3 separate regions of the Homo sapiens genome follow, and regions 1 and 3 are each linked to region 2. A link is a contact called in ENCODE Hi-C or POLR2A ChIA-PET data. All regions are on one chromosome and are shown on one strand. Each heading gives the region's core, a stretch centred on a gene start or an enhancer-like site at or near the end of the contact. The rest is flanking DNA. Distances are from core to core; before and after follow the strand shown. Region 1 holds the start of CCDC134 (coiled-coil domain containing 134). Region 2 holds the start of RANGAP1 (Ran GTPase activating protein 1). Region 3 has its middle 49 kb from the start of MIR4766.

The links. Hi-C counts contacts between places; a loop is a spot of excess contacts on that map. ChIA-PET counts read pairs that join two places held with the same protein, here RNA polymerase II (POLR2A). Pooled maps may share reads with other maps.
Region 1: a pooled map shows a loop between it and region 2 (9-fold over the local background). The contact joins the promoter of CCDC134 here to the promoter of RANGAP1 in region 2. A Hi-C loop is called at or near these places in 1 of 37 single-sample maps with no recorded cell type and 5 of 50 pooled maps. POLR2A ChIA-PET finds 5 or more read pairs at or near these places in 1 of 52 experiments (CD4-positive, alpha-beta T cell).
Region 3: a pooled map shows a loop between it and region 2 (3-fold over the local background). The contact joins the enhancer-like site here to the promoter of RANGAP1 in region 2. A Hi-C loop is called at or near these places in 1 of 50 pooled maps. POLR2A ChIA-PET finds 5 or more read pairs at or near these places in 3 of 52 experiments (B cell, Panc1 and WTC11).

Annotation. Positions count from the first base shown.
Region 1 is chr22:41,798,872-41,803,303 of GRCh38, reverse strand. It overlaps CCDC134 (coiled-coil domain containing 134), which reads right to left and starts at 2,625. Exons shown (of 7, transcript NM_024821.5): 1 at 2,538-2,625. It overlaps MEI1 (meiotic double-stranded break formation protein 1), which reads right to left. Exons shown (of 31, transcript NM_152513.4): 31 at 3,850-4,050. The coding sequence ends at 4,005. RefSeq lists silencers at 2,603-2,662, 3,253-3,342 and enhancers at 2,813-2,892, 2,963-3,042, 2,818-3,804.
Region 2 is chr22:41,284,019-41,288,775 of GRCh38, reverse strand. RANGAP1 (Ran GTPase activating protein 1) reads left to right here and starts at 2,589. Exons shown (of 16, transcript NM_002883.4): 1 at 2,589-2,790. RefSeq lists enhancers at 1,697-1,746, 2,067-2,136, 2,167-2,386, 2,817-2,886.
Region 3 is chr22:40,762,239-40,766,940 of GRCh38, reverse strand. No RefSeq gene overlaps it. Among named protein-coding and RNA genes, the nearest start is that of MIR4766, 49 kb to the left of the region's middle. RefSeq lists a silencer at 1,844-1,943. Within about 2 kb of position 2,065, at least 2 of the 41 ENCODE cell types and tissues checked have a DNase peak (open chromatin) inside an H3K27ac peak, as active enhancers do; they include B cell, where a contact is called at or near this core.

The DNA.
Region 1 (4,432 bases), core at 1,376-3,875, 510 kb before region 2:
CTTGCTGCTCAAATGTGGCTAAAAGGTATTTGGGGTTTTTTGAGGCAGGGTCTCGCTCTGTCACCCACGCTGGAGTGCAGCGGTACAATCATAGCTCCCTATAACCTGAAACTCCTGGGCTTAAGTGATCCTCTACCCAACTGACTCCCGCACACTCCCCAACCAATGCCCAGATAACTTTTTTTTTTTGAGACGGAGTTTCGCTCTTGTTGCCCAGGCTGGAGTGCAATGGTGCGATCTCGGCTCACCGCAACCTCCACTTCCCAGGTTCAAGCGATTCTCCTGCCTCAGCCTCCCTAGTAGCTGGGATTACAGGCATGTGCCACCACGCCCGGCTAATTTTTGTATTTTATTTTATTTATTTTTTATTTTTTTATTTTTTATTTTTTTGAGACAGAGTCTTGCTCTGTCGCCCAGGCTGGAGTGCAGTGGTGCGATCTCGGTTCACTGCAAGCTCTGCCTCCTGGGTTCACGCCATTCTCCTGCCTCAGCCTCCCAAGTAGCTGGGACTACAGGCACCTGCCACCACGCCCGGCTAATTTTTTGTATTTTTAGTTGAGATGGGGTTTCACCGTGTTAGCCAGGATGGTCTCGATCTCCTCACCTCATGATCCGCCTGCCTCGGCCTCCCAAAGCGCTGGGATTACAGGTGTGAGCCACCGCGCCCGGATGTTATTTATATATATTTTTGTATTTTAGTAGAGACGGGTTTCTTCATGTTGGTCAGGCTGGTCTCGAACTCTCAACCTCAGGTGATCCGCCCGCCTTGGCGGTTGCCCAGGCTGGTCTTGAACTTCTGGACTCAAGTGATACTCCCTCCTTGACCTCCCAAAGTACTGGGATTACAGACGTGAGCCCCTGCTCCCAACCACTACAAGGGTTTTGACACTGACTCCTAGTCACCAGTCTCCAACTGGAGACTCCTAGTCTCCAACATGGCAAGAGACCAACAACCCAAGATAGGTCCGTCCCAGCACTGAGGGACCTAACTACAGGATGACTGATCAGTAAAGTTTTTGGAGAAAGATCTTGACCAAAAGGGGGAAATATGAAAGTTGTTAGAATCAAAACAGAGTCGTTTGTGTTAAAAACTCTGACAAATTTAAAGCATGATTCTCCAATGGGAAAAAACAAGAACAACAACTCTGACAAATAAAACCGAGGAAGGTTGTGAAAAGAGGGTTCTTATGCACAAATGACTGATAACAAGATCACAAAAAATGCAAAAACCACAACCCTGCACAAAGGCCACTGCAAACTTACACAGAAAAATCTTTCTGTGAGGACATCTGCCCTGCAACTGCCTGTCCAACCTCAGACTAGCACCACTCTTGCTATTCATCCTTGTAGCCAAGGATAACTATCTCAAAATAATCATGTAATCCTCATTTTTCCTTTTCAAAACCTTTGTCTTCCTTTACCTCCCCAAATACGTACACAGGTTACTATGGCACACATATTGTCACTACAATGTCTATTCCCAAGTAAACATCATTTTTTTAGAGTCTCTCACTCTGCTATTTAGGTTGACAGTACCTACCACACTCTAGGCACTGTTCTAGAGGCGGGAATACAGCAATAAATAAGCAAAAATCTCTGCACTCATGGTACTTGTCTCTAGTAGGGATAAGAGTTGATCAATAAACTTGTAAAATAAGCACAGAGGGATGAGAGGGTGTCGGTCAGGTACAAGATTACATAAAGTGGTCAGGAGAGGTCTCACACTCAGATTACAACTCCCCAATGTTACCAATGTGAAATCAAGGCACAGAAAAATGAGGTGACTGCCCAAAGTCACACAGCTATTCCCAGGCTGAACCAAGTGTCTGTTTGGCTCTAAGTCCAGTGCTCTGTCTTCTGACTCTTTGTAAATGAGCACAGGCTACCTGAGATCAGAGCTGGCTACTGAACTACCAGGACACCTGCCCCAGGGGAGAGATGCTCAGTTACAGACAGTGAGGGGCTGCAGAGATCATCCGGAGAACCCCCTACCCCCAAGCAGACGAGATAAGTGAAACCTAGAGAAGGAATAGTCCAAGTTCACCCAGGACCCTCCACATTCCACCTCCTGCTCCAAACTCAAGGGAACCAGAACCAGGCTAGGGCAAAACTTTAGGGGCCAAGGAGAATACCAGACAGCTGGCAATGACTGAAGCAGGTAGTGGGAAAGAAAAGCCAGAACAGCAGCCTGCGGGACAGGTCCTGCTTTCTCTACTGTTAAACTCACTTTTTCAGCCTCTCAATCCCGATCCTGCCGTATGCGTCACCCGGAGCTCCTCCTGGCTCAGCATGAGGCTCTGAACTCCTGCAGAGGTACCAGGTAGTGGCGGGCCTTGAGCCAGCTACCGGGGTCGGGGGCCCAGGTGGTTGACCCCGAGCCTTCGGAGCTCCCGGAGGAGGGAGCGAGCCTTCTCAAGGAACAGAGGCGTCCAGGTCCACGAAACTCCCTCCCCACCACCTGCAGCCGGTTCGAGGCCCTCGGTTCTCTCATTATCCTTCCCGGGAACCTGCAGCCCGCGGCCCCTACAGCCACCTACCTGGCCAGTCGGTGCAGGAAGGGCAGGTGGCCGAGTCCTGTGCGAGCAGCTAGGCTCGAAGGTCCAACAGGCTAACAGCAAAGCAACTGAAAGCGGGAGCAAACGGCTAGCAACCGAGCGCAGACCGCCGAGCTCCGTCCCGCCCACCGCGCTGCTCCCGGCCAATGAGCGCGAGCCGCCACTGCGGGGCTCCGCTAGCCTCACTTCCGGCCCCGCTCCACCGCCCCTGCCTGCCCCTCCAGGCTCTGGCGTGCCTCCAGCGCGCTGTGGGCACCATCCTCGTCCTGTCCCTCCTGCGGGCCCTGGGTACGTGGCCCTGGATTTAGCTTGTGTTGGAGGAAGTTAAATCTGTGGGTGGGGTCTGTGCCCAATTTAAGGCGTGAATCAGCAAACTGGGGTCCCAGCTCCTGTCGGCCGGGCGACCTTCTGCGCGCCCTCCCTGAAACTGTGTCGTCGTCTGTGGCCGAGTTTTTAAACTTTAGATCGCAACGTGAGTTTAGTGGGCGGTGACTAGCACTTTTGTTCTTCTTTAAGGACCTCAGAGACTCAGTGCAGGATTCGGGCATCCCCTCCTTGCCCCTCCGGTCCACCAACTAATAAGCCAAGTGCGGCGGGGGCTTCCTCGTCCGTTCGTTAGGCCGAGTGCAGCCCCACTTTTGCGCAGGATCAGGACAGTCAGACCCGAGAAGGCAGCGTGGCGTGGCCATCTCCGGGCCCGGGGCCCCTGCCGGGCGGGAAGGGAGCTGGAGGCCCGGTCTGGGCTGAGCTCCCCAGAACAGGCGCAGGGCAGGCACTGTCGAGCGCAGACCTCATGCCGGGGACCAAGCTGGACATGCATTCCCAGGATCTACCCACGAGGGTGCATAAACACCAGTTCTGATGACGGCTGTACGGGAAGGGACAGAGGTGACCTACTTTAGCCAGACAAGGGCTGAGGCTGGGACAGTTTCGTTCTGATAGGAAAGCTGAGAATTTGACCCTCCTTGCCTGGAAAGTTTACCTCTATCCACCTCCACGTGAGGCGAGGGAGCAGGTCAAGTGCCTCTGGGAGCTGTTGAATCGCAGCAGCCCCAACCCCTAGGCCTTTCTCTGCCCTGCCAGCCCCAGGATGGCCTGACTGGTGTTCTCTGAGTACAGCTGAGGCACCCAGCTGACTCCTTGAATGCTGTTACAAGAACAAATCCTGTCCCGTCCCTCCTTCCCTGAGGAGGCCATCAGTCTCCTTGCTGAAACAATCCCTTATCCAACTGGCTGAGAAACCAGCTCCTGGTAGACAAGGTAGTACAGTGTTTTTGGAGAGCTCGCGCAGGTATGTGAGTGTATCATTTTATTTCCTTATTCTATTTCAACAATAGAGTATATGGCTCCATATGAATAGCTTCAGCTGTCATCCATTTCCCCAACAATTATGCCCTTTGTCTCCAGGTCTCATTCTCTCTCCACTTCTGGGCCTTCAAGTCCTGAGGATCAGTTTCTGATGTGGGACAGGGATACAGCCACCCCTCCCAGGCAGCTGGCAGCAAAACATGAGAGGAAAACAGCAGAGAAGTGGGGCCAACCATGGGGGCATCACACTTCCAGAGCCCAAAACAGTCAAGAATGGTCAGGCAAGAACAGAAGTGCTCCTGAGAATAGTGGGATGGATTCTGAAATTGGGTCCTGAACACCTGGGCTAGGTAGTTGCTATTCAACAGGGAACTATTGCACGGAAGGGGCAAGGAAGAGAGCCAGGGAGGCAGCCAGAGGGGTGCAGAGGAAGCAAACTACCCTCACACACACCTCTGGACTGCAGTATCTCTGGACTGCAGTGTCTCTGGGTGCAACCAGCCACCTACCAGAGGGTCTCTGACCACTGCCACAGCCCCAAGCTTGCTTTTTTTTTTTTTTTTTGAGAC
Region 2 (4,757 bases), core at 1,340-3,839:
ATGACTTCCTGTTACCTCCCAGGTCCTTGAAGGCCACTGAATTTCTGTTGTCTAAGAATTCCCTTCCAGTTCCGAAAACCCAATGTCCTATCAGCTGGATGAGGACGGGATCAGCTAAGATGTTCCCCTGCCCACCTTCCTCTTCCCTTTGGGAGGTCTCTGTGTGAGGGCCAAGGAAAGTCTCAAGAAGTAAAATTGGAAAAGGGAGCCTGCGGATCACCCCAAGGAAAATCCAGACTGATTCGATCAGTCCTAGCTGGAAGCAGCACAGGAATAGCAGGAAGCCTATGACTCATTTTAAGCAAACATCCGGTAACCCGACTGGTATCTGGTTCAAATGGGGAAACCTGAAGCACCTATGACAGGCCAGGCCCAGAGAAGATACTGCCCAGATGGATACAGCGTCTGCTCTGGAGACCCTCCCAGGCTGAGGAGGAAACTGCCAAGAACAGTGTTAACTCTGTCAAAGAGCCCCAGAGTCCCAGGCCAACTGCTGTGGGGCTTTGCATCTTGCTGTGGGCACCTGCAGGAGGGAGAGACTCATGAAGTAGCATTTGACATGGGCCTTGTAGGTAAAAAGGAGAGGGAAGGTGGAAAGAGGATCCACATCTCAGGAACTTTGAGAACTGGGAGAGTTACACTCTGTCTAGAGCTTCAGTTTTCTCATCTCTGTGCTGGGAAGGGTGGTAATGATGCCCACTTCCCTTGTGGTGGTGAAGATTAAATGAGCTGTGTGTAAAAGGATATGGCATGATCTGTTAATTAATTAATTAATTTATTTATTTATTTAGAGACGGAGTTTCGCTCTTGTTGCCCAGGCTGGAGTGCAATGGTGCGTCTCGGCTCACTGCAACCTCCGCCTCCCGGGTTCAAGCGATTCTTCTGCCTCAGCCTCCCGAGTAGCTGGGATTCCAGGCATGCGTCACCATGCCCAGCTAATTTTATATTTTTAGTAGAGACGGGGTTTCTCCATTTTGGTCAGGCTGGTCTCAAACTCCTGACCTCAGGTGATCCGCCCGCCTCGGCCTCCCAAAGTGCTGGGATTACAGGTGTGAGCCACTGCGCCCAGCCTGCATGATCTGTTTAACTTTTTTTTTTTTTCTTTTTTCAGTTTTTGAGACAAGGTCTTGCTCTGTCGCCAGGGCTGAAATGCAGTGGTGCAATCACGGCTCACTGCAGCCTCAAGCTCCCAGGCTCCAGATCCTCCTGCCTCAGGCCCTTAGCTGAGACTACAGGCTTGCACCATCACGTCCAACTAATTTTTGTATTTTTTGTCGAGACAGGGTTTGACCATGTTGCCCAGGCTGGTCTCACACTCTCTCGCCTATAATCCCAACACTTTGGGAGGCCAAGATGGGCAACAAGAGTGAAACTCCATCTCAAAAAAAAAAAACAAAAAAAAAACGCTGTTTGTGTTTTTATGCTTAAATTCACACCTACAGAAAAGTTGCAAAAATGTTCAAAGAACTCCCATATTCTTCAACCAGATTAACTGATTAACATTTTGCCACATTTGTGTCTCTGCTTTCTCTATGTATATGTATAGGTATATTTCTTTTAACCATAAAGGTTGCAGACATCATGTCCTTTTTGTCCCTAATTATTTCAGCATTTTTTTCCAAGAACAAGGGCAGTCTCTTACATAACCCTGTACCATAATCAAAATTAATAAATTTAACATTGATACAATACTATTATCTAATATAGTCAAGTTTTGCTGTTTCAGTATTGTCCTTTATAGCAATCCCCACCCAGGATCCGATCCAGGACCATGTCTTGCATTCAGTTGTCTTTTTCGTTTCCTGTAATCGGCAACAGTTCCTCAGTTTTTCTTTGTCTTACATAATACAGACATTTCCGGAAGGGTACAGATCAGTTATTCTGTACCATGTCCCTCAGCTTGGGTTTCTCATGATTAGACTAAGGTCATGCATTATAGACCGGACGGTGACGCCGTGTTTTTCTCAGTGCATCACACAGAAAGCGTGCGATGAATGTCAGCTTGTCCTGCTGTTGATGTTAACGTGGCCGTTCAAGTGGTGTCTGCGGAGCTTCTCTACGATAGTTACTATTTCCCCTTTTTAATTATCAGGTAATTTGTGCATATTTATGTGGAAGCCTTCGAATGCCCTTTCAGTTTCATGGGACGGAAAAGAGTCTTTTCTTTCGGGAAATGGATACCTGTGTCTTGCCCAAGAGACCCAGCAGCCAGCAGTACCTGTTATCAACAAAGTTACGCGAACAAAACCTTTCCGGAAGAGCTGAGGGACCTGGGTGCAACGCATTCTGGGAATTGTAGTCTCTGGGCGCTCCCGGCTGAACACCTCCCTGCGGTCTCTGCGAGAAAGAGCCAGAAGCCACCAGGGGAGGGCGAAGAGGAGGGCGGTGGAGGACGCTCTGCGCGCGGTGCGCCATGGGACGGGTAGTTCGCGGTGCGCGCCCCATCGCGCTCCCAGATGGGGAACCGGACTACTCTACCCGAGAGGCCGCGCGAGCGGGGCGAGGGCAAGCCGGCCGGGGCCTCGAACAAATCAAATCGAAGCAAAGAAACTGCCGGCTTTCAAAATCCTCCTCCTCCGCCATCATCCGCCGCGGTGCGGAGAGCAGGTGGTGCTGGAAGCGCGTGAGGCCGGGAGCTCGAGAGAGCTAACAGACTAGCCGGCTGGACATCTGGACCGCTGGATCCGGAGGTGGCGACCCCGGCCTGACCCGGACCCTAAATCCGTCCCCGCCCCAGAGGGCGGAGGCGCGCGCTCGATTCCCCCCACGCGGCGGCGCCGCCTGTTTACGGTAGAGTCAGGGTCCCTTTCCTTTCCCCGTCACCTGCCTGGAACAGGGGTGCGGGGCGAGGAGGGCGTGGCGCCCGTGTGCGCCTTCTGCCTGCCCCCTCGGCCTTCTTCACTTAGCCTTCGACGGCCGAGCGCCCCAGGGGTGGCGGTGGGAGTGGGGTTGTTGAGCGGCGCTGGCTCCTTTCACAAATGGGGAAACTGAGGCTTAAAGGGCGTCTGACTCGCCAGAGCAGCTCAGCCTGCAGCTGCTAGCAGTGGCGTCTCATATTAGCATTGTTGTCAACCGGAGGCGGTGCGAGTCCGCCGGGGATTCCAGATGGGGCTCCTGCGCCGCCCGCCTATCATTTGCGGCCTGTATTCGCGCGTCGCTCCCGCAGAGCCACCTCCCAGCAGGCCCACGCCCGCGGGGGCCCCGGGCTGGCGCCGCTGTCCCTGGAATCGATGTGAGTCACTGCTGACGCTTTGCAGGAGCATGCATCTCACCTCAGAAAGTCTCTGACGTTGCTGCGGAGCGGGGAGAGGATGTTTCTCTATTAGCCCTTTGCTTTTGCTCTGGCGCTGATCCTTTGCTGACCTTGGACAAATCAATTTACGTTTCTGTGCTCCAGTTTCTTGGTTTATAAAGTGAGTGTGGAGGGGTGCATCTCTGTCTCGCTCTCTCTTGGACTGAGGAATGGGCCCCCGTTCAGCTGAGAAGTTCTGTCCCTATTCTATCTGGAGGCTTCACCACCACCTTTTACCCTCAAATTGTCCCATCTCAGAACTGCAAGAGATGCTGGGGTTTCAGGTTAATTTTTTTGTTGGTTTTTCTTTAAATTTTTTTATCTTTTTAGAGACGGTCTCCTTCTGTCACCCAGGCTGGAGTGTAGTGGAACGATCACCGCTGAACTGCAGCGTCGGCTTCCTGGGCTCAAGCGATCCTCCCACCTCAACCTCCCAAGTCATGGGGACTACAGATGCCATCACACCTGGCTAATTTTTAAATTTTTCTGTGGAGACAGGGTCTCATTCTGTTGCCCAGGCTTGTCTCGAACCCTGGTCTAAAGTGATCTTCCCGCCTAGCCTCCCAAAATGTTGGAATTACAGGTGTGAGTTATTGCACTGGGCTGGTTTCTGGTTAATTTATTTTTTGAAACAGGGTCTCCAGAAGTACAGCAGCAAGATCTCAGCTCACTGTAGCCTCCACCTACGGGGCTCAAGTGATCCTCCCACCTTACATCCCAGGTAGCTGGGACTGCAGGCACCTGCCACCACACCCAGCTAGTTTTTGTATTTTTAGTGGAGACAGGGTTTCGGCATACTGCCCAGGCTGGTTTCTAACTCCTGTGCTCAATCGATCCGCCCACCTCAGCCTCCGGAAATGCTGGGATTGCAGGAGTGAACCATTACACCCGACTCTGGTTAATTTTTTTTTTTTTTGAGACGGAGTTTCACTCTTGTTGCCCACGTTGGAGTGCAATGCCACGATCTCAGCTCACCCCAACATCTGCCTCCCAGATTCAAGCGATTCTCCTGCCTCAGCCTCCTGAGTAGCTGGGATTACAGGCATGTGCCACCACGCCCGGTTAATTTTGTATTTTTGGTAGAGACAGGGTTTCTCCATGTTGGCCAGGGTGGTCTCGAACTCCCGACCTCAGGTAATCCACCCACCTCAGCCTCCCAAAGTGCTGAGATTATAGGCGTGAGCTACCGCACCCGGCCTGGTTAATTTTTATTTTATTTTATTTTATTTTATTTTTTTGAGGTGAGTCTCGCTCTGTTGCCCAGGCTGGAGTGCAGTGGCGCAATCTCAGCTCACTGCAAGCTCCACCTACCGGGTTCATGCCATTCTCTTGCCTCAGCCTCCCGAGTAGCTGGGACTACAGGCCCCCGCCACCAGGCCCGGCTAATTTTTTGTATTTTTAGTGGAGACGGGTTTCACCGTGTTAGCCAGGATGGTCTCGATCTCCTGACCTCGTGATCCGCCCA
Region 3 (4,702 bases), core at 816-3,315, 520 kb after region 2:
GGACTTCGAGACCAGCCTGGGCAACATAGTAAGACCCCGTCTCAATTACTTAAAAAAAAAAAAAAATCAGCTGGGCACCACGGCTCATGCCTGTTGTCCTAGCTTCTTGGGAGGCTGAGGTAAGAGGATCGCTTGAGCCCAGGAGGCGGAGGTTGCAGTGAACCATGGTCGCACCACAGCACTCCAGCCTGGGTGACAGAGCAAGAACCTATACCCCGCACCCCCCACCCACCACAAAAAAGTGGCTGATTGAGACCCTGATTGTTTTGTTTTGTTTTGCCTTCATAGGAGCAGTGGGAGGGCTTTTATTACTATATAAATTGAAGGTTAGTGCTGATCTTTCTGGGATATACTTGTTGCCCCTGAAAAGTGTATTCAGTGGGCTTAATGAGCAAGAAAAAAAGTTTTCTAGGGGCTAAGTGGAGAAGAAGGAAAGCTACTATTTAAAGACAGAGTGAAAAAGAAATTAGGAGTTGGTATGAGAGTCAAGGAAAGGGAGAGACCAGTGCCTACCACAACACTCAAAAGAGATGTTCAAAAAATGTGTGGCAAGTACATACTGGACAGTGAACTGTGGGACCCAGCAAATGGATTCAGTCTGTAATGACATTGAAAAGGAAGGAGAACTCTGTTTGAAACTAGTTACAGAGCATGAGAGTGGGTACTGAAACTTCTATACAAGAAATTGAATGCCCACTAAATGCTAGTCACAATTAATTTACATACATCTTTTGTTTTTTTCTTTGAGACAGAGTCTCGCTCTGTCACACAGGCTGGAGTGCAGTGGTGCGATCTCGGCTCACTGCAAGCTCCGCCTCCCGGGTTCAAGCCATTCTCCTGCCTCAGCCTTCTGAGTAGCTGGGACTACAGGTGCCCACCACCACGCCCGGCTAATTTATTTCTATTTTTAGTAGAGATGGGGCTTCACCATGTTAGCCAGTCTCGAACTCCTGGTCTCGAACATCATGGTCTCGAACTCCTGACTTCATGATTCGCCCGCCTCGGCCTCCCAAAGTGCTGGGATTACAGGCTTGAGCCACCGCGCCCGGCCTATGTACATCTTGATATCCTTGTAACAACTCCAGCGTATGGGGTTTATTCCCATTAACAGGTGAAGTAGTTGAAGCTTAAAGGGTAATTTATCTATAGTCACACACCTCATGAATAGGGGTAGGGATTCCTAGTTGAGGCTCTTTTTACCCTGCCATACTACATTCTTCAGATGTCCTTAAAAGTAAGCCATCTAGGCCGGGTGCAGTGGCTCACGCCTGTAATCCCAGCACTTTGGAAGGCCAAGGTGGGTAGATCACCTGAGGTCAGGAGTTCAAGACCAGCCCAACCAACATGGTGAAACCCTGTCTCTACTAAAAATAGAAAAATTAGCGGTGTGGTGGCAGGCGCCTGTAATCCCAGCTACTTGGGAGGCTGAGGCGGGAGGATAGCTTGAACCAAGGAGGCAGAGGCTGCAGTGAGCCGAGATCATGCCACTGCACTCCAGCATGGGTGACAGCAAGACTCCATCCCCCGCAAAAAAAAAGTAACCTTCATTTATTTCTTTAATTAGAAATGTATTTATTTATTTATCTTCATTTATTCTTTAATTGGAGTCACCAAAATGATCTACCCTAAGGGCACTATTGATGTAATTGTGTCACGTGCACCTCATTCTTGTTTTGCTGTGGTTTCTATAGAACCCATTGGCAAATTGGATGGCCAATCCAGCAGGTGGTTCCCTGTGTGGGTGTCATATGGAGGACCTTCTTAAATTGCAAATTCCTATTCTAAGAATAAGGTTATATTCATTTAAGAAATCATTTTTGATTATCTGCCATATCCAAACACTATGCAGATTGCTGGGATTATACAGATGAATAATAGTCTCTGCCCTCATGTATGTCATTGTTCAGCGTGGGAGTCAGACAAAAACAACTTAAAATTGTACCGCTGATGAGTTCTGATGAGAAATGTGCTGTAAATGTTCAGGAGTTGCTTTGAGAGCATGAGGAAGTGGGACCTAACTCTGTATTGAACTGTGGGGCCAGGCGGTGACATTTGAACTAGAAATACACCAAGCAGTGGGTGGAGGACCTCGACAGGAAATAAATAGCATATGCAAAGTAGGAAGAGGATGATACTTTATTATTTGTGCATTGGTTTGAATTAGATCCAGAAGCTTTCCAACCTGGACCTCTGGGTTGAACAAATATTGAAGCGGAGGAGAAGAAACAGCATCAGGTCACAGAGGGCCTTCAACAAGGGAGGAGGGGTGATTAGGACCCCCATTCTACTTAGCAGTTATGTCTACATGTAGACTTGGGAAAGAAGATAAGGTGCTTGTACTCTAAGAATTTAAAATGTAGGCCGGGTGTCATGGCTCATGCCTGTAACCCTAGCACGTTGGGATGCCAAGGCTGGTGGATCACGTGAGCCCAGGAGTTTGAGACCAGCCTGGCCAACATGGCAAAACTCTGCCTCTACAAAAAATACAAAAATTAGCCAGCCATGGTAGTGCACGCCTATAGTCCCAGCTACTTGCGAGGCTGAGGTGGGAGGAACATCTGAACCCAGGAGGCAGAGGTTGCAATGAGCCATGGTCGCACCACCGCACTCCAGCCTGGGCGACAGAACGAGACCCTGTCTCAAAAAAAAAGAAAACAAAAACAAAAAAACCGGCATGGTGGCTCACGCCTGTAATCCCAGCAATTTTGGAGGCCAAGGCTGGGGGATCACTTTAGGCCAGGAGTTTGAGACCAGCCTGGCCAACATGGAGAAACCCCATTTCTACTAAAAATACAAAAACTAGGCAGATTTGGTGGCAGGCACCTGTAATCCCAGCTACTCGGAAGGCTGAGGCAGGAGAATCACTGGAACCCAGGAGGCAGAGGCTGCAGTGAGATCATGCCACTGCACTCCAGCCTGGGTGACAGAGTGAGACTGTCTCAAAAAAAAACAAATTAAATCTAATTTTATTTCATTTATTTTTGTAGAGATAGGGTCTTACTATGTTGCCCAGGCTGGTCTCAAACTCCTGGACTGAAGCAATCCTCCCACTTTGGCCTCCCAAAGTGCTGGGAGTACAGACATGAGCCACCATGCCTGGCTAATTTTAAATGTACTTTAAAAATTAGACATAGGGCTAGGCGACAGAGTGAGACCCTGCCTCAAAAAAAAAAAAAAAATAATAATAATAATGAGACATAGCATTAATTGTTTCATTTTACCTTTATGAAGACTGACCAGGAAGAACAGTTTAGGCTTACTGTGAATTCTTGTTATTATCAAGGTCTGGACTTGGATTTATCTTGATTAATACAGAGATGTTTACTTGGAAACTAGTACAGAGACTAGATGAGGTTTTTTTTTCCCCTCCTAATTTTCATGTGTGTGTGTGTGGTAAAATACACATGGCATACCATCTTAATCTTTTTTTTTTTTTTTTTTGAGCCAGAGTTTCACTCTTGTTGCCCAGGCTGGAGTACAATGGCACGATCTCGGCTCACCGCAACCTCTGCCTCCTAGGTTCAAGCGATTCTCCTACCTCAGCCTCCCCAGTAGCTGGGATTACAAGCATGCGCCACCACACCCGGCTAATTTTGTATTTTTAGTGGAGACGAGGTTTCTCCATGTTGGTCAGGCTGGTCTTGAACTCCCATCCTCAGGTGACCCGCCCACCTCGGCCTCCCAAAGTGATGGGATTACGGGCGTGAGCCACCGCGCCCCGCCCCATCTTAACCATTTTTAAGTGTAGAGTTCAGAAGCATTTAATATATTTGTAATATTGTTCAACCAACAGCACCATTCATCCTAGAACGCTTCATCTTGTAAAACTGAAACTCTAAACCCATTAAACACTAATTCCCCACTCCCCACCTTCCCCTGTCCTCTGGCAGCCACCATTCTCGTTTCTGTCTCTATGATTTTGACTACCGTAAGTACCTCATCTAAGTGGAATCACACAGTAATTGTCTAACTGTGACTGGCTTATTTCACTCAGCATAATGTTCTTGAGGTTCACCTATGTTGTAGCATAGGTCAGAATTTCCTTCCTTTTTGAGGTCGAATAATATTCCATTGTATGTATATATCACATTTTGCTTCTCTATCGACATTTGGGTTGCTTCCACATTTTAGCTATTGTGAATAATGCTGCTGTGCACATGGGTATACAAATATCTCTTTGAAACCTTGCTTTTAATTCTTTTGGATACATACCCAGAAGTAAATTTGCTGGATCATATGGTAATTCTATCTTTAATTTTTTTTTTTATCTGAGACAGAGTCTTGCTCTGTCACCCAGGCTGGAGTGCAATGGCGCGATCTCAGCTCACTGCAGCCTCCACCTCCCTTGTTCCAGCAATTCTCCTGCCTCAGCCTCCCAAGTAGCTGGGATTACAGGTGCCCGCCACCACACCTGGCTAATTTTTGTATTTTTAGTAGAGACAAGGTTTCACCATGTTGGCCAGGCTGGTCTCAAACTCCTGACCTCAGGTGATCCACCCACCTCAGCCTCCCAAAGTGCTGGGATTACAGGCATGAGCCACTGTGCCCAGCTCTATTTTTAATTTTTTGAGGAATCACCGTACTCTTCCATGGCAGCTGCACCATTTTACGCTCCCACCAACAGTGCACAAGGGTTCCAATTTCTCCACATCCTCATCAACGCTTATTATTTTCTGCTTTTTTGATAGTAGCCATCGTAACG